Linked DNA regions of Homo sapiens: all the other regions are linked to region 1. A link is a loop called in an ENCODE intact Hi-C map of the cell type or tissue named here. Cell type or tissue: PC-3. All regions are shown on one strand. Region 1 has its middle 120 kb from the start of LINC02461. Region 2 has its middle 57 kb from the start of LINC02461. Region 3 has its middle 100 kb from the start of LINC02450. Region 4 has its middle 51 kb from the start of LINC02450.

Evidence for each region. Hi-C counts contacts between places; a loop is a spot of excess contacts. Peaks named below come from ENCODE experiments on the same cell type or tissue, not always from the same donor. Only the 100,000 strongest peaks of a DNase experiment are listed, where the experiment ranks them.
Region 2: it touches region 1 in a loop (2.4-fold over the local background); 2 of 110 quality-filtered maps call a loop at or near these places.
Region 3: a loop joins it to region 1, with 5 times the contacts of the local background. A loop is called at or near these places in 4 of 110 quality-filtered maps.
Region 4: it touches region 1 in a loop (8-fold over the local background); 3 of 110 quality-filtered maps call a loop at or near these places.

What each region holds. Positions count from the first base shown.
Region 1 is chr12:43,274,716-43,279,715 of GRCh38, forward strand. No RefSeq gene overlaps it. Among named protein-coding and RNA genes, the nearest start is that of LINC02461, 120 kb to the left of the region's middle. In PC-3, no CTCF peak of the experiment used is centred here; a DNase peak (open chromatin) is centred at 3,066; H3K4me3 peaks cover 862 bases; H3K27ac peaks cover 1,812 bases.
Region 2 is chr12:43,209,648-43,214,647 of GRCh38, forward strand. No RefSeq gene overlaps it. Among named protein-coding and RNA genes, the nearest start is that of LINC02461, 57 kb to the left of the region's middle. In PC-3, no CTCF peak of the experiment used is centred here; no DNase peak of the experiment used is centred here.
Region 3 is chr12:42,792,648-42,797,647 of GRCh38, forward strand. No RefSeq gene overlaps it. Among named protein-coding and RNA genes, the nearest start is that of LINC02450, 100 kb to the left of the region's middle. In PC-3, no CTCF peak of the experiment used is centred here; a DNase peak (open chromatin) is centred at 2,374; H3K27ac peaks cover 343 bases.
Region 4 is chr12:42,740,239-42,745,238 of GRCh38, forward strand. No RefSeq gene overlaps it. Among named protein-coding and RNA genes, the nearest start is that of LINC02450, 51 kb to the left of the region's middle. In PC-3, no CTCF peak of the experiment used is centred here; DNase peaks (open chromatin) are centred at 1,953 and 4,593; H3K4me3 peaks cover 567 bases; H3K27ac peaks cover 1,693 bases.

The sequences.
Region 1 (5,000 bases):
ATGACCCTATATCTAGAAAACACCATTGTCTCAGCCCCAAAATTCCTTAAGCTGATAAGCAACTTCAGCAAAGTCTCAGGATACAAAATCAGTGTGCGAAAATCACAAGCATTTCTATACACCAACAATAGACTAGCAGAGAGCAAAATCATGAATAAATTCCCATTCACAAATGCTACAAAGAGAATAAAATACCCGAGTTTCTGAGTTTCAGTTTCATACTGAAATTTCATACTAAATACTGCTAACAAGGGATGTGAAGGACCTCTTCAAAGAGAAGAGTTCTTCAAAGAGAACTAGAAACCACTGCTCAAGGGAATAAGAGAGGACACAAACAAATGGAAAAACATTCCATGCTCATGGATAGGAAGAATCAATATTATGAAAATGGCCATACTGCCCAAAGTAATTTATAGATTCAATGCTATTCCCATCAAACTACCATTGACATTCTTCACAGAATTAAAAAAAAAGCTACTTTAAATTTCGTATGGAACCAAAAAATAGCCCATATAGCCAAGACAATCCTAAGCAAAAAGAACAAAGCTGGAGGCATGAGGCAACCTGACTCCAAACTATACTACAAGGCTACAGTAAACAAAGTAGCATGGTACTGGTACCAAAACAGACATACAGACCAATGGAACAGAACAGAGAACTCAGAAATAACACCACACATCTACAACCATCTTCAACAAACCTGACAAAAACCTGACAAAAACAAGCAATGGGCAAAGGATTTCCTATTTAATATACGGTGCTGGGAAAACTGGCTAACCATATGCAGAAACTGAAACTGGACCCTTTGCTTGCACTTTATGCAAAAATTAACTCAAGATGGATTAAAGACATAAATGTAAAACCCAAAACCATATAAACCCTAGAAGAAAATCTAGGCAATAAATGAGGACATGGGCATAGACAAAGATTTCATGAAAAAAACACCAAAAGCAATTGCAACAAAAGCTAAAATTGACAAATGGGATCTAATTAAACTAAGGAGCTTTTGCACAGCAAAATAAACTATCATCAGAATGAACAGGCAACCTACAAAATGAGAGAACATTTTTGCAATCTAACTATCTGACAAAATTTTAATATCCAGAATCTACAAGGAACTTAAATTTACAAGAGTAAAACAACCCCATGAAAAAGTGGGCAAAGGATATGAACAGACACTTCTCAAAATAAGACATTTATGCGACCAAAAAACATATGGAAAAAATCTCAACATCATTAGAGAAATGCAAATCAAAACCACAATGAGATACCATCTTACACCAGTCACAATGACGATTACTAAAAAGTCAAGAGACAACAGATGCTGGTGAGGTTGTGGAGAAATAAGAATGCTTTTACGTTGTTGGTGGGAAGGTAAATTAGTTCAACCATTGTGAAGACAGTGCGGGGATTCTTCAAGGATCTAGAACGGGAAATACAATTTGAGCATGTTCTCACTCCTAAGTGGGAATTGAACAATGAGAACACATGGTCACATGGAGGGGAACAACACACACCAGGGCCTATTGGAGGGCTGGGGAGTAGGGGAGGGAGAGCATCACGGCAAAGAGCTAATGCATGTGGGGCTTAAAACCTAGATGACAGGTTGATAGGTGCAGCAAACCACTATGGCATGCGTATGCCTATGTAACAAACCTGCACGTTCTGCACATGTATCCCAGAACTTAAAGTAAAATAAAAATTTGAAAAAGATAAAAAAAGAAAAAGGGGGTTGACCATGTTATGAAAGGGCCACACGGGGAAACACCTCGGTCATTCAGGAGGCAGAGGGAGGGGAAACTGTGGGCAAGAGCAATTATTGAGATTTCCTGGGAAAGAACAGGTGAAGAGGGTAAGCAGGTTTAGGACTGGATCATTTGAATAAGTTTAGCATATTTAGGACATAGTGGCTATAGGACATAGTGGCTGTCGGCTGTCCTTGGTTTTCTGGTACCTGATCTTGGGTGATTAGGGCAGGTGGATAGTGTCTTGGAGTGTAAGAGTCTGGTAAAGGAGGTGGTGGTTGGGGCATGGGCTCTGAGTTGGTTGGTTGGTATTTGAAAAGAGCTCAAGAGCAAATTGTTTACCATCTCTTGGAATTGATCAACCTTGGCAGGGAGTCCTTCCAGAGTCAACAAGGGCCCAGATGTCAAAGCATCAGAACCCAGAAAATAGAAGACATGGTTGACACAGAAACAACCCCAAACCCAGTAAATATAAATAACATAGTTTACAACTAATACATGTATCGTATACCAAAGGAATGAAAGAATTTAGAGAAATGATTCTCACCTTTGGGAATACATTAGGATGACCTTTGGATTTATAAAGGTAATCACGTTGAATCCCTATCCCAGACACTGACTTAAGTTGTCTAGCGTGAGGCCTGGGCGTCTCCTGATAGGAGCTCCTTTTAAGAGCTCCCCCAAGTGATTTTAATTTGTAGCCCAAGTTAAAAACTACTGATCTCTAGATCTGAAACTGAAACTCAGAAAGGGTAAATAATTTGCCTACATTCCACAGCTAATATGATGGTAAATACACATCTCTCTTCCAAATTAGAATTTAGTTACTTTTAAAAGAGGAAATACAATATTCCCCTCCAAGTAACCAATGTTTTTCCCATCTGAATAACCCAAATACATGTTTTATTTTGTTTCCAACTTTACATATTCCTTGCATTAACCAAGTACCTATTTAATATTATTGCAGAGAAATCTTTGAACCCAGGCATAGTTGATACCTAGAATCTTTTTCTGTCCAGCACATCAACTTCTGTCAGGCTTTTACAACACCACCCCACCCAACTCATACGGTTATGGCTAGCCTGTGAATGACACTGGTGCATATAGGGCTGAGAGTTATCCCATCATGGTATTCCAGCATTTTATCTTTAGTAATTGGTCCAAATGATGATCACATGAACTAAGCTGGACCAGTTAGAATGCTTCCACCAAGATTTCAAATTTGGATGCTGGAGAGACGATGTGTCTCTGCCTTGTGGATTGTAGGCTGTAAGCACCAAGCACTGAGTAAGCTTCTTTGAGATCCTGTCTAAGGCATGAGAGAATGATGCCATCAGGAAGAGAAACACAAATACAAACAGAACCACAAGACGGATAAGCTGATATCATTGTTTGAGCTTCTGGAGTTAGTCAGGCTTAAATACAAACATCTCCACCCATGGACTTCGCAATTATATGAGCCGATAAATTTCCTTTTTAAGTTATTTTAAATTTTGTTTCTGTCACTTTTAACTATTCCTTACTAATTCAGATGTTTTCAAAAAGTATGTATTATTTGGGGTCACAGTCCTGTACAATATAACCAGGGAGTGCCCAAGAAGACTTTGAACTGGATGTGCTTTTCTTCTTATATGTACAATTGCTTCATTGTGTATGTAGGTTCTCCAGATCCAAGTTTAAAGAAAGGCTGTACTGCAAATTAAAAAATCACCAATAAAATATTTCGTAACAGTCCTTTAGAGAAGACTGAGATTCCAATGACAAAAAAAGCCAATAAATCAAAATCAATTACTAAACATCTGCTGTGTACCAAGAAAATGTGAAATGTATAGGGAGGCTCCAAAAGTAAAGAGGACATGGTCACTACTCTTGAGAAGCTCAGAACTTGTGGGGAAAACATGGACCCAAAGTAACCAGCACTCCAAGATAAAGAACACGTGGCAAGTTGCCAAATGAGCAGTATAAGAATACTTTAGGGCTACATATGTTTAAAAGAATGAGCGATAGTTGTTAGACAGAGGTGATCAGAAACACTTATTGTTGTTTTAGAGGAAGTGAAACCTGAACTGTCCCTTGAAGAATGGAAAGTTTTAGCAGAAAGTTTATTTTTGCCTACAAAGATAAAATTCCACGTAACAGGCTTGAGTTACTTCAATACTGCAAATATAGACCGATAAAAATCGAATTTAATGCAGTAGAAACCCATCTCATTACCTGCAGTTCCATATCATTATTTTGAAATATTTGTTACAATGAAAAAAAAGATTTATGAAGAATATAGTATCTGTCAAATACTTTTTGAGATGGTTATGGTTCTTGTCCCTAAAGGTTTTAATCTACTTAGAAATTTCAAATAAATAAGTTATTAATTTGAGGGCTGGGCACGGTGGTTCACGCCTGTAATCCCAGCACTTTGGGAGGCCGAGGCGGGTGGATCACAAGGTCAGGGGTTCGAGACCAGCCTGACCAACATGGTGAAACCCCGTCTCTAATAAAAATACAAAAATTAGCTAGGCGTGGTGGCGGGCACCTGTAATCCCAGCTACTCAGGAGGCTGAAGCAGGAGAATTTCTTGAACCCGGGAGGCGAGGTTGCAATGAGCCGAGATCACACCACTGCACTCCAGCCTGGGCGACAGAGTGAGACTCCGTCTCAAAAAAAAAAAGTTATTAATTTGAGTAATATCTAAGACAAGATACCTAACCCAAATTAAGGAAAGTCAGAGTAGGATTCTTGGGAAAAGGAGCATCTAAACTAAAGCTTTATTAGAAGTCAAGTAGAAGTAACAAAGTTTCTGAAATGAGAAATACCTGTATATGGTAAATCAAAAGAAGGTCAAAGTGGTGATATGAAGGTACTTGTGAGAGTAGAAGGGGCAATAGAGAGTTTAAACAGTGTTTATTAAATAGTGTCGAGAAAAAAGGCCATGATGATGCCATAGAGCAGCTGCTCTCTAGTAGCATGGGTCCCTGTGGGTCTTTGAGACACTTTCACAGAGTCTGTGAGTCAAATAATTTTGGCATAATGCTAGTACATTATTTGTGTGTAAAAGCTCATTCTCTCGTAAGTGTACAGTGGCATTTTTCACTGTACATTTGGAAGAACCATGTAAAAGAGTGAACCAATATATTCCAAATAACAAATCATGATGTTACAAAAATCATGCATAGATAAAAATCCACTAAAGGTGCAAGATAGGCCAATGTACAGAACTAGACAGACTATAAAGCAGTAGTCCCCAAACTTTTTGGCACC
Region 2 (5,000 bases), 65 kb before region 1:
CATACACATAAAAAAAGAAAAGCTCCATAAAGTCAGCATGATTGTTAAAAAAAAAAAGGAAAACTATGTACATTTTTTAAAATTATATATATGTTTTATGCATTTTAAACTGAAATGGGAAGATGGAGCTCCTGGTGCACATAGTAGAAATATAACTTTCATATATAAGCTTTACATTTATTGACTTTTTTATATTAAAAATTCACTCTTTAATAATGGCAGAAGAAAATAAAAATTGATTTCAAAAAGGAGTAATTTAGTTCTCCAGGAGGAAATCACTTTGACCCTAATTTAAAATAATTTACAGGAGATAAGTCCTCTCTAAGGATCATGTTATACTTTTGAAGTTTAGTCTTTTTCAAGCGGGAGGCAATTAGAATTTTTAGAGGCTAGTGTTTGTGGCAACATTTTAAAAAGGCAGTTTTGGGATTCCTTTCAAATCAGCACTCCATCCCCACCCCAGTACCTCAGTTCTCAGTGAAGCTGCATAAAAATAGATTTCAGTCTTCATGTTAAAGACATTTTACCAAATTCCATGGTTTTCACAAACAAAATCATTTTTTTTCTTATTCTGCCCTCAATAAAAATGAAAAACAGCTTCGAATTACTCCTCCTAGGTTATTCATGCAAAATCTTCCTTCAGCTTTTTGCCACCCAGGAGATGAGTTCTTTATTTCATTTAATAGAAGATTTTTAATTAGAAGAGCTCTACTACAAACAAGAACAAAGAAGGTAAGGAAGGTTCTGCTGGAAAAAAAAAAGGCTTGATTTAGAGAGGGAGCAGACAATTCATTTGATTTTATTTGTTAAATTAAGCTATTCTTTTGTTCTTCCAGAGAGGCTGAAACACAGAGACTGGGAAATGCACAAATGTCTGGAGACCTATCTCTAAGAGGAGAAAAGTGAGTCATTAAAGACACCCAGTTATGTGTGGGAGTCATCACTGAGGGTCAAATTATCAGGCCAAAAACAACTGGGCATAACTCAGTTTCTGGAGCTGTTTCATGTCAGGGTTAACTCCCACTTCAAAGAAACCCGACAGACGGGAAATGAAAGTTCAGAACTTCTTCTTTTGAATCTGTTTTCAAAATGGCTCACGCAGTTTGCAGTCTGCTGTCTTTTAAAGTCAAACTTCAAGGCTTATCATTACTATTTGCCTTTTATCGAGAGCCAATAATATGCCCTGAAGATACGCATGTACATATAAATTATTATTCCTCACTTTTGGGGTTGGTGGTGATAACATTGCTCTCCTTTGAGGAGAACATGGCTGGAAAACTTGATGAGGGATTCCCACACATCTGCAATAAGAAAACCATGTCCAAATCAAGTAGTTGCAAAAGTGACTCATAAGATGAGATGGCTTTCCAAGAAGGATACTCCACCAGGATTTGGATGCAAGTTTCATAGAAGGGAGCAAATGAAGAGCTTTTGAAAGAAAAAGAGGAAAACAAGACCCCGTCACATACACACACTCCTTGTTTGGTCAAATAGAAATAAGCAGATTGCCCCAACTGAATCATCTCTGCCTTCCTGGTAAAGAGATCTTCATTGTACAAAGAAAATTAAAATCTCTTTGAGAAGCTTCAGACTTTGCTTCTGAACTTTTTCGGATCCTGAAACCTATTAAGGTCTGCAATTAATTTGTTCTCTCCTCTGTGCTGCCACAGATCATGTTAGTAACTGGTGATCCAGATTTAACTAGGCCTTGAGCACGAAAATAAATACAGGGGTCATCATCATTGTAAATGAATCGGTTTCATCTAGTTCCATCCTAAACTAACTGGTTTAGAAGTTTCTAGGAGGTATCACAGAGCTTAGTAAAACAAAACAAACACATAAAACAGCTCTGCTTTCTGTTTTGTGGAGCAGAGACTCTTACTTTTTTATTAGAAGCCTCGATCCTGGGACACTTCTTTCTCAACCTAGGATGGCCTTGCTTCGTTCACATCCTCCATCTCCATTCTGGGCTCTAACAGCCACTCCACCAAGATGGGGAAAACATGGTCAAGAAGATTCTAGCACTAACAAAGTCCCAGGCAAGCTCCTTTAGGAAACCACTTTGACTCATCCAAGGAGTCTTGCTCTTATTATTATTTACAACTGATTTAAAACTTTCTTTCCTTAACACAGTCTCTCCTTTGCGTTGCATATTGTATAATATCAATGAATTTTTCATCTTTTTTTGAATAGTTAATACATGCACGTGGTTCAATTATAAACACATACTATAAAGTCTATTGTAAAACTTCTCAGTCTGCCCAAGACTCACAATCCTGCCTAGTTCCTATCCCTATATGAAGGGAGGTAGAACAAATATGGCATAATATAAGGATATTTCCCTATAAGGATTTCCTGAGGTTTGTAAAAGTTTGTTTATTGGGCATTTTTGTTTTACTTCTCTTCATTAGAAATACAGATGACTGAAAACTTTGCAAATTTAATTATTGAAAATATTTTTAAAAGACAAAAAAATCATTGAAAATGTAGGGGGGAAAGACAATTAAGGTTTCCAGCTGTTCATAGTCTTATTATTAATGAATATTTATAAACCAAAATTAACTTTAAGTATTTCCTTTTTAAATATGCAATACTGTCTTCAAATATGTCTCATGCTTTTGTGCCTTCAGGCATCTGTTTCCAGCTGTTCATATTTCTATTATTAATTGAATATATTTACAGCAAAGCTAGTGTTGTGCCCTTTTGTAATCACTGCCAGTATTCTGTGTGCTCATGCTAACGGATTCACCTAGAAAAATGCCCTCGTTTCTCACCATCCTCTTAACTTACCATCACCATCACCGTTCCCATGCCCCACTACAACATACATTGTGTGACATATTTTAAAGCGACATCAACATTATAGCTGATGCCTAGGAGGAGGAGAAATGTTTCTTATGTTTACAGTGTATGTGATTGATCTTGGCATTTTTTTTGGAGGAAACTTAAAGTTTCGCATAATGTCAACCTCAGCAGTGAAGAAAAGTAAAAGCCTCCAAAATGACTTAGAAAATACAGAAAGAGACAGAGAGAATTATCTTCAAAGAAAAAGCTGCTAAACACCAGAATCAAAACAGTCACTAAAGGACAAATGTGCTCCCGGGAGAAACAAAGATCTCTTCAAAATGAATCATATAATGAAAAGATAATAATTCCAAAGAAAGGGGAAGTAGAATCCATACAAAATCAGAATTTAAAATATATATGACTAAGGAAGTCAGAAGAGAAGAAATAGTGAGTTAAGGTTATACAATTTTGAATTCTGACTCTCATTTGTAATAGTTTAGTGAATTTATAAAGAGAGGCCTATTTTTCTTGGCTATTATATCAGCTCTGTCACATTTCTTTCTTTAGATCTCCCATGATGTTCTTTATCTTATAGAATTGAAACTGAAGGAGAGCCCAAGAACATTTTCTCTTTTCCCCAGTAGTTTAAAATCGTTTTTAAAGAACAATTTTCTAGAATCACAAATGCTTGGAAGAAGCCTCTAAAAAGAAGCTCAAGCAACTCAAGTACTTTAGCATAAAAAACAATGTCAAATATATAAAAGTATAAGCTAATCTTCTACCAGGGAGGAGAATATGACATACAGGATAAAGAATACAACCAGACAAAAGCAAAAAAACTAAAATGAAGTCAGATTAGAAGTTAATATTTCCCTTTTCTTTATTTGTCAGATCAAGTCAATTCTCTGTCTGATTCCAGAAATTTAATAAAATTCAGAACAACTAAGAATAATTTCCTTTGGGAGAGAAAACCATCCAGCAAGAACATAGCTAGCAAAGGACCTATGCCTTAGTTCCAAGGTTTGGCACTTACAATATACACACAATATACACAGTTCTAATCACATAATGCTAATGATAAGGAAGGAGCTCACTCTATTTCCTAACAGTGACAATATCAGTTATTTATTGATTCCTGGTGAAATAGCCTACAATATTTTCCTTTCACACCATTGGAAAGAATTGTAATTACGTGGAAATCTGTGATAATGTATTAAGAATCTCATGTCGCTACTCTACAGAGCACTTAGAATGGAGTAACATTACTCCATACATGGCAATTAGAGTGCAACTAATTAGTGTCACTTACTGTGAGAAGCAACTGATTAATTATGTTTAGACATTGCTGCTGAGAGAAAACTCAGAGTCTCCAGCTTCTAAATTGCATGCTCTGCCATTCAGCTAATAGAACATCTCTGCTAGCTTGATAGTTACTGGATATTTAATGCAGCCTCATTCTCTGGCTTATACAGGCACCCCTGAAGTTCTGCACTAATGCTATATTCATGAAACTACCGTATATCAAAATTACAGTGTACTTTTCCCTCTGTCACATTAGGAGCATAATTAGTGAGGCAGATGTGCAGCTACAAACTTCTAGGCTCAACGCAGTGGGCAGTAATGTATTTCACTGTCATAGAAACAATATCCTGGCACCTCCAGCACTTGGGCAACTTTCTTCAATTTGGAAAATGACAATTGCTCAAGGATTCAAAGGAAAAGAGAGTGGTACCTTTGTCACCCTCTGCAAGCTACTGTGTCCAGAAGGCATTTTTAAAAGGGCCCACCACGACATACCAAATTTAGCCAAATTCTTATTTATCCTCAATTCTCCAGTCCTTCTTTCCCGAGATGAATCTGATGATTGCCCCCCCGCCCGTCATCATCTCCATGTTTATGCCACATCAGGGTGGGAAGTGAGGCCAGATGGTTATTTGAAAGTGTGTCAGCCTGCTTTGCAGCTGTTCTGAAATTTGCTCCTAAGGCTGCTAGGGAGAGAACCCATACTCCATGTCTGCTCCATTCAGGGTCAGCAGAGGGAGAATCCACGACAAGCATTTATTCCTTCTTACAAATCTGCCAAATCCTGCTCAGAAAGCATGGAAGCATCCCAGAAGTGTTATGAAAAACAACCTATAATGATGAACAGAGCCTGGCCCACTGGACTTATGGAGAGGTGGGGCCTCATTGGCCTGAATTTCTGGGTTGATAAC
Region 3 (5,000 bases), 480 kb before region 1:
TTACAGTCTTAGAGATAGCCACTGTTAGTACCCTGGGGCATGTATTTCCAGGTCCTCTGTGTATGTGTGTGCACACAAAAGCAAACACGCATTAAGATCATTCTACATGCTATTTGTAACATGATTTTTCCACTTAATTGTATACTGTGACAATGATAATATATTATAAATGCTTTTATATGACATAATTTTTCATGGCTGTACTTGCACATTTGGGATTAAAAAATATTTTGCTATTATGAATACTGGGATAATTTTCCCTTTAGGAAAACTTTGAATTTACCATTAATTATTTTCTTGGGTTAAATTCCTATTTTTGTAATTTCTGGATTAAAGGGAATGCAGATTTGAAGATTTTTGAAACAGTCTATAGTGTCCTCCAGAGAGGTTTACCAATTTGCACTATGATTGTTTGTATATATGGGCCGAGGTTAGCTTGAAAGTTCTGAGGCAGTATTTTTGGTGACAATTATGACTGCATTGCAGATTGTGAATATTAAAAATAAGGTTTGATGTGGTTAGCCTAGAATAAAACATATTAGATGTGAATATGTTGTATATTACTATTGGTATAATTATTACCATTGAAATCCAAGATCTTTTGGAGGTCTAGATGAATGTCATACAAATTCATTGACTGCTGGCATAAGCCTTGAACATGTGGCAAGCTTAGATATCACTAAAATCTGTTATTTGAAGAACTTGCAAAAAATTGGCATGTGTGGAAAGCAGATGCCTTATATTGATAACAGTTAAGTTTTGCATTTGGAATGTTGAACCATGTGCATAAGGCTAATATCTTTGAGAAAATGTGGATATTTTTAACAAGAAAGCATATGCTTAAAGGAAAAAAAATCCTTCATGTGGTTTCAATACTTAATTTTTAGTGGAATGTTCTTTCCTAAAGGTGCGTGAATTATTTAATGCTCTTCATTTATGGAATATTATGTGATAGATTTGATTGTATTTTAATTGTGTTATTTGCATTATAGCCCTTTTAATGAGAACAGTAATTCTTGGACAAGGCTCTACATCATTGTTTAAAATGGTGTTGAAATTTTGTTGACTACATTTTCTCAGTCATCTCAATGAACCAGAAAAACACATTTAAGGTGGTAACATTATGTAAAGGTACTTTGATATATCCAGGCTTCTTGCAGGTAATTGATTCATTCCCTCCCTCCCTCCCTCCTTTATCCTTCCGTCCCTCTCTCCATCCCTCTCTCCATCCATCCGTCCATCCACTGACCCACCTGGCCAATCATTCATTTATTTTTATCACATACCTACTTTATATCAAGTCTAGTGTAAAAACTTTCATGTTATGGAAGAAAAAGTAGCAAATTAGCCCCACTGTCAACAATGGAGGGTTAGCAAATTACAAGAGTAAATTTGTGTGGGGAAACAGAAAATGAAAGAATTTGGGCTAAAAAATTCTTTTCTGTGTTTCTGAAAGTTTTATATAGGCTACCTTCTTTTAATATCTCATCTGGCTATTTCTATTCATTCTCATGGTTTAAAATGAGGTGAAACTTCATGCTGTAGTCATTCATTCACTCATTTATTTATCTAATATCTACTAGGAACCAGGTCCTTTCCTATTACCAGGGATAAGACACCAGCTTTTTCCTCATGGAGCATGATTTCTGGACTGTACTTCCCTTTCCACGCTGGCTTCCCAGTGGGTTAGCACCCTGTATTTACCACTGCCACACTGTATTGTAATTACCTGTTTATCAGTCAGTCTCTTCACAAGGCTGCTGTGCTCCTTAAGGGCAGAGCCTCTTCCCTGTTTCCTGCTCTATGTCCAGCCCCTGGCATAGTCCCAATTACGGTTGCCCTGTAAATATGTATTGAGTGAATGATTGTTTACTAATATTTTGCTACCCCTTCAGTTTACTTTAGGGCTATGTTTATCTTGTTTGGGTAAAATAGTTGTATACATCTTATGGCCATAAGAAACTTCTGTTTGACTTTTATTTCACTTTGTCAGGCTGAAGTCCTACTATATCCTTCCACACACCCTATGCTAAGCTACTTATGGCTTTCCATATGGGCCCTGTTCCTTTGCTCAGATTTTTCCCTTGCACAGAACAACTTGATCTCTCTTTGCTCCTCTTCCTCAAGGCCTGTTTGACTGCCCCTTCCCTCATGCTGTCGTAGTGCACTGATCCAATCTCTTTAGATTTGTTTTTTTTTCAATATCAAGTAATAGCTATTTGTTCAGTCTGTCTCTTCCTTCATCGACTGTAAGCTCCTTCCTCTGAAGGAGGAGCAGTTCTCATTTTGGTATTCTCCATAACATCCAGGGCTGTGCTTGACACATAGCAGGAGGCCAATAAATGCTTATGAGATGAATGGATATATGAATACACTCTTCACAGTGAGTGGACTGTGTGTGACTAAGTTGAAAAAACTCATCACAGAGGAAGATGTGTACTTGGGATAAATAATATTGGCTAAAGGGAAGGGCAGGCCATATGGCAGGACATAGGAACAATATGTATGGGCCAGAGAGCACAATGTATTTATCTGGAAAGCAACAAAAGGATAAGGTTTACTAACAGGTAGGTTTAGAATCCAGAAGACTTTGAGCATGAGGCACAGGAACATGGCCTTGGGGACCCAGTGAAGGTAAGCCACCTTTTTGATTCTTGAATTGTATTTCCAATATCCAGATATTTGTGACACCAACTCAAGTTGTCTTTCATCTGTGTCTATGTTCTTGACTAATACATTCAATATGATGAATGTCACTGCCATAAAAGATTTTGGTGATAACTTTTGGCTGTGTGCAGTGGCTTATGCCTGTAATCTCAGCACTTTGGGAGGCTGAGGCAGGTGGATCACTTGAGGTCAGGAGTTCGAGACCAGCCTGGCCAACATGGTGAAATCCTGTCTCTACTAAAAATATAAAAACTAGCTGGGCATGGTGGAAGGCACCTGTAATTTCAGCTACTTGGGAGGCTGAGGCAGGAGAAGTGCTTGAACCCAGGAGGTGGAGGTTGCAGTGAGCTGAGATTGTGCCATTTCATTCCAGCCTGGGTGACAGAAGGAGACTCCATCTCAAAAAAAAAAAAAAAAAAAAATCCAAGGTAGCTCAAATAGTACAATAATAGAGTTAGGACTTCTGGGGCACTGAAACCAAACCTAGTGTTTTTTTCTCAACAACTCTCTTATCTTTCCAATCATGAAGGTAGTTGGGGATGACAAAGAATAGGTGATTAGAGAAGAGTAGGAGAAAATGGGGAGGTAAAATTATGATTTACTCATTCACTCAGTGACTATATAGTGAGCGCTCCTCCCCAGCCCTACCCTCATGTCAGTGAGTATCTCAGTCCTCAGGGATACCATACGCAGGCAATTGAAAGACAGTGAAGTAAAAGTCTTGGAAGTACTAAACAGGGTGCCTAGCCTAGTTGCGGAAAATCAGGAAGTGATATCAAATTGTGACTTAAGGAAGGTGAAGGTTCTAGTTAGGTGCTGCCTGCAAGAGACTCACCTCACTTTTAAGGACACACATGAACTGAAAGTGAAGGGATGAGAAAAGATATTCCACACCAATGGAAACCAAAAAAGAGTAGAGGTAGCTGTACTTACATTGGACAAAATAGACTAAGTCAAAACTGTAAAAAGAGACAAAGAAGAACTAATGTTCTTATATCTATAATGATAGAGGGGTTAATTCATGAAGAGGATATAATAATTGTAAATATATATACCCAACACAGAACACCTAAATATATAAAGTAAATATTGAAAGACCCAAAGGGAGAGATAGATTGCACTATAGCAATAGTAGGGAACTCACTTTCAAAGATGGACAGATTATCCAAACAGAAAATTAATAAAAAAAAAATTGGATTTGGAGTACACTGTAGGCCAAATGGACCTAAAAAACATGTACAGAACATTCCATCCCACAGCAACAGAATGTACATTCTTCTCAAGGGCACCCAAAACATTCTTCAGAGTAGGTCACATGTTAGGAAGAGAAATGTTTGGAAGAGACTGGCATCAATAACCCAGACAGCAGATGGAAAATAGCTGCTGGGAGTGGAAAAGAGTAGATGTGATGTTGGACTATACGTGGGAAAGGAAGGAAAAAAAGTTGATAATTTTGAAGAAATTACATGAATACCCTTGTTTTTAGTGATTAAAAGAACACTTTTTTTGTATTATTTACAATTATGTTTACAAAAATCTATATAATTAGTTCATTAGTGAGATTCTTACATATCTTAAGCTTTTTTTTTTTTTTAAAGAGATGGGGTCTCATTCTGTCACCGAGACTAGAGTATATTGGCACAATCACAGCTAACTGCAGCCATGATCTCCCAGGCTCAAGCAATCCTCCCACCTCAGTCTCCAGAGTAGCTGAGACTGCAGTCACATGCCACCATGACAGGCTAATTTTTTATGTTTTGTAGAGACAGGGGTCTCACTATGTTGCCCAGGCTGGACTTGAACACTTTTTAAGCAGTCCTCCCATCTTCGCCTCCCAAAGTGCTAGGATTACAGGCCTGAGCCACCGTGCCTACCCATGTTCTTCAATTTCATTTCTTATTAAAGTAATATAACTGAAAGCTCAAGTAGCATAGCTGAAATTATGCTTTAACTTTATTTTGGAAGTATTTTTTTAAATATAAAAATTACCTTTTTTGAATTAAGAAATTAGTATATATTCTACTACAGCTCTGAAAATCAGAATCTCAGATGAACATTGACTTTAAAAAAATGTATGAGGGGCTGCGCGGTGGCTCACGCCTGTAATCCCAGCACTTTGGGAGGCCGAGGCAGGCAGATCACGAGGTCAGGAGATCGAGACCATCCTGGCTAACACGGTGAAACCCCGTCTCTACTAAAAATATACAAAAAATTAGCTGGGCATGGTGGCGGGCGCCTGTAGTCCCAGCTACTCGGGAGGCTGAGGCAGGAGAATGGCGTGAACCTGGGAGGCCCAGCTTGCAGTGAGCGGAGATAGCGCCACTGCACTCCAG
Region 4 (5,000 bases), 530 kb before region 1:
AACAAGACACTACCACTACTTTGCTGCCAGTGCAGCCAAGGATCCCATACCCATGGCTGCAATCTGATCAGAAATTGCTGATTTCCAACTTTGTTTCTGAAGATCATAAAATGGGCATCTAATTTCCCTCTTGTGTACTGCAGTCTGTTCAGTTTGGTCCAGCAAACATTTCTGCAAGCCTCCTGTGTGCCAGGCACAGGCTATAAACCACATGTGAAGAGAACACTCCTCTGAGTTAACATAGGCCGTGATGTTCATATTTCTTCCTAAAAGATTATTTTAAAACAGTTTTTACATTGTTGGTGGGAATGCAAAATGGTGCAGCTGCTATGGAAAACAGTATGGAGGTTCCTAATAAAATTAAAGATAAAACTACCATATAATTCAGCAGTCCCATTTTGGGGTGTTTATTCAAAAGAATCGAAAGCAGCATCTTGAAGAGAGATTAGCACTTCTATGTTCATTGCTGTACTATTCACAGTAATGATAATGTGTTCATCAACAAATAAATGCGTAAAGAAATGTGGCCTATGCATACAATGGAACACTATCCAGCCTTAAAGAAGAAAATTCTTTAATAGTGGACATCATGAATGAGCTGTGAGGACATTATGCTGAGTGAAATAAGCCAACAGAAGGACAAATAGTGCATGATGATTCCACTTATAGGAGGCATCTAATCATAGTCAAAGTTTTAAAGTGAGGAGCTGGGGAAGCCCATCTAAGGGGCTAGCCATTTCTGGTCAGTTGTTAGCATGTAAAATCGTGGTGTTATTGTTGCCATATCTTCTGATTCAAATCAAGAAATCCAGATTTTAAAAAATGTTTCATATCTCATTTTGTAAATGTTGGCAATGAAGTAAAAAAAAAAAAATTGCAGAGCCCACATCTGTGAGCTGCATCTAGTTCACAGAAAGCCCGGTTTTCCACCAATGCTTTACAGTAACCTTTGAAAGTGACTGCAGCATTTGTGGTTGATTGTCCTGCTATGTGAAACATATTGTCTCTGAGTCCATGATGCTGGAAGGATTGAGCTGCACATATGGTTTTGTAGACATATTATGAGCAGCCAGTGAATATTAATCATTAGCAGCAGTTTTATCACCACCATTATGCAAGTTTGGGAAAGGTACCACAGAGCAGTTAGTAGCAAACCTGCAACAGTAATCATGGGACTACTTTGGAAAGTGATGATCTAGAATTAAATTTCACTCACACGCTTAAAAGCAATTATAAGTAGTAAGAGAGATATATGATTATACCATGGTCAAAAGTCCAGGATATTTTAAAATAGTTTTTAAGTTCCTATAGATTGAAGAATCAAGGAACTTGCACTCCATGAAGCCCTAGTACAGTTTGATTATAAAAATATATATTTTGGCTACTCAGTTTTATAGAAAGAGTAATGTTTATTTGCTCAATTGGTTACGGCTGCTGCAGCTATTGCTTCTCTATTATACACAATCATAAGCACTTGCTTTCTAGGTTTTATAATTGTATAATAGAGACAAAGTTTAACAGGCTATTTCCTGAAAATAAAAAAAAATATTTTTATGAAAATGAATTGAGATGATACTTTAACAAATACCCTTAAGATTAAAATTCACAACTTCAAAGCTGCCTTTATGCAAAGTCGAATCAGTATTTAGAGCCAGGAGAAATCTTAGAGATCATCTAATTTAGTCTTTCTGATGGGTAAATCAAAGCACAGAGAGGTTAAGTGATCAATCCAGTGCCACACAGCTATACAGCACTAGAATTCAAGCCTCTAGCATTGAGTGTACAAACTCATGACATTTACAGATTTAACACTATGGTCTCAATTACATGCCAATGATCTAAAATCCATGAACGGTAGTACTTATAATTTTTCTGAAACAGGGATTTGAATGCACGTATAGCGATGCTGATACACTGAGATGAGTCACTTCCCTGGTGAATGAACCCAGCTGACCACTTGGTATTTAGTCTCAACCCAGCTGTCTTGTTTTCTGCTCCAAAGAGGTCATTTAAATTGTTTGATTATATTTTATTGCCTGGCTTATGTAGCAGGCTCGCAATAAAATGTTTCTTAAAGCAATGAATAAAAGACTGCATTTTATAAAGAGTTATTTGCTGCAGAGGCATTTGAAAATATGAGCATTCAAAATTTCTCATGATGTCAGTCTTCATGAATGTTAACGGTCAGCTGTAGTTTCTATTAATAGAAAGGTCCTCGGGTACAGAGGTAGAGTCCCCAGTGGTTTCTCCAAAGGGAATTTGAGCCAGACCCATTATTTTGTGGGGCTAAAAGGTAAGACTAAAACAGAGACTTAAAATTGTTGAATCAAATTCTTTCAGTTCTAAAACTAGTCCCTGAGATTAGGTTAGGGACTTTTGAAAACTCCAGCCCTTTCCAGTCTTCTGTGTCCTGTTCAATAAATTATTGCTTTAGGGATAAAAAATTTCATGCCTAGATGCTGTATGGTGTAATATGATCAGGATTCCCCTTCTAAATGTATGTATTTGACTTGGGCAAGGCACGTAGCCTCTCTAATTATTGGTTTCCTCATCGGTAAAATTGACAATGATGCCTGCTGCTAGAAAGGTTCTTGGAAGTTCACAGGAGCCCCCTGGGAAGTCTGGGTTGGGCACTCTCCAGGGTTCCTTCCCATCAGCCTCTCCTTCCTTCACGCACAACATTGCAGTTGTCTCTTGTTTGTGTGTGACATTTCACATCAAGCTGTTAGCTCTGGGAGGGGTGGGAGAATGTCTTGCTCTCTTTTCTGTGCAGCTCCGTAAATATTTATTGAATGAATAAAATGCACAATGCGAATGTAAGCAACTGTTGTAATTTCATCTAGGAAGTCTGCTTCCTAATTTGATGGTATTAGTACTTCCTCGACTCTGGGCATGCTCTGACTTCCTGTATTTAGTTTTCTGACCCCCCAAAAAGGCAGATGGAGAATCCTTACAACCCACATAGAGGGGATTTTGGCACATGATTTCACTGTGCCAAAATGTTTATTGGATTGGCATTTTCTGAGCAGGGATTGGGGTTAGCCTACCGTTGACGAAATCTGTTCTTTTTTGTACTTTTCTAATGGAATACTCCAATCCAGTCTCTCACTCAGGGTTAAATAACAAACCTATAGAATAAACATTAAATAATATAGCCATGGGAAGGGCCAGCACAATCTATGGCTCATAGTGAGTTTCACGAATGCTGGTTTTACTGCCCCCCTTGCAAACCTTCCAAACCCAGTTTAGTATTTCTGCTACTGATGATTTTCCTATCTGACTTTGCTGAAGATATTTATGACTCGAGCAGGCTTCTCTCCATAGTAGTCATAAATGAGATTCACCTTGGCCTCACCTTTCTAAATTTTGTGTTGGCTTTAGTCCACCCAATGGTGGATTGAAAGCCAAAGGTGACTCAGGGCAATGTTGGATCTAAAGATTGATTTTTGCAAGTTCCCTGGACGGGGTCCTCACAGTGGGTGGGGCTGACAGCCTTTTGTATGTGTCTCCCTTTCCTGATAGAGTGTGGGAATGTGTTATCTGGCTCCTGGCAAAGCCCGCTTGCTTGTCTCTCTTGCCACGTGATAGCCTCTTCCTGGGCTCCACAAAGACCACACACTCCCTTCCTGCTCAAAAACTTGCCCCTGTTAGCCAAACCAATGTACTCAGCTCAATGGAGAAAGTAGGGGAGGTTGTCTCGTGTGTGTGTGTGTGTGTGTGTGTGTGTGTGTGTGTGTGTGTGTGTACACAGTATACATCAACGAGAGGGCTGTCATTGGATTTTGTATTGGGTCCCATTTTAACTTGTTGCATTATGTCACTGCCCCTACACTGTAACAAGGATCATTGTTTTGAAGACTGGCTTCTCAGGGCTTTTGTTAAGCTAAAAATAATAAAGATTATAAGAAATTATTGAAGTAGAATTGGGAAAGTCCACGACTCTGAGACTGCTTTTAATGCAATAAAGCATTCACTTGCTATAATATTTTATTGTTTTGTTCTCCCCAAAGCACAATTTACAATGGTTTTGTTAAAGGGTTTCAAGTCATTTTGGTAAGTGATCTTTTGTTTTTGTGTCTTGTAATTACCCAGATCAGTTTTTCCTTGACTTCAACTCATCTTAAAAATTTTCAAAGGCTGTGCCAGGATGGCTTAGTGGGCACCAGGTTTCTTGCTAAAAAGCCAGAAAACCACTATATATTTGTTCTGGGGAATTGTAAAACATTAAAAGGTGTAAGGGAGTGTTCTTCTGGGGCCCTAAACCAGTTGCATGCTCTCTCCTAAGCCTAAACCCAAGGCTATCTTTGGCACTGGAATGAAAAAGCATCATGCCAGAGAAAATTATGCTGAAGTCTTTCTTGGGGACTTGACACAACCAGGCTGACACTTCATGAGGAAAGCCTTGTGATTCTGGAGACTTTGCCTGGGGCTGTTTACACAGCCTTCTTTTAAAGACACAGGCCCTTCTAGGGGAAATGCTCAGTGTCCTTGGAACTCCTCAAACCTTTTCACTGTAAGCAAGTTGCAGGCTTTCTTATGGGCATGGAGTCAAGTAAATACACACTTTAAAATGAATTTCTGATGTCCACTCATGAATGTTTCATGTCTGCAAGACATAACATTTTTTTGGAGAGCAGAGGTCTGGTGTAACCACATTTTCGAGGTTGCTTCATTGTTGTAAAACTTGATCTGCAATCCTGTGACACGTGTCCCCAGGGGGAAAAAAACAATGAACACCCATTGTTCCATCAATCATGGATAATCAAGTCCAGTTGCACAACGAGTGCATTGTGCAGAAGAGGAAGCAGTAGCCTAGACAGTGTACCTGTCTTGCTTAGGATCCCCCAGAGCTTTGATCTCTCCCCTCTATTGTCTTCTCTAGCTGTTCCCCACCTCCTGCAAGCCCAGCCCTGTCTTCGTCTCTAGGACTAAACCGCACCTTAGAGACATTAAGGAGCTCCACCCCAGACCCTGAGGCTCAGAGTCAAGTCACTGTTTCT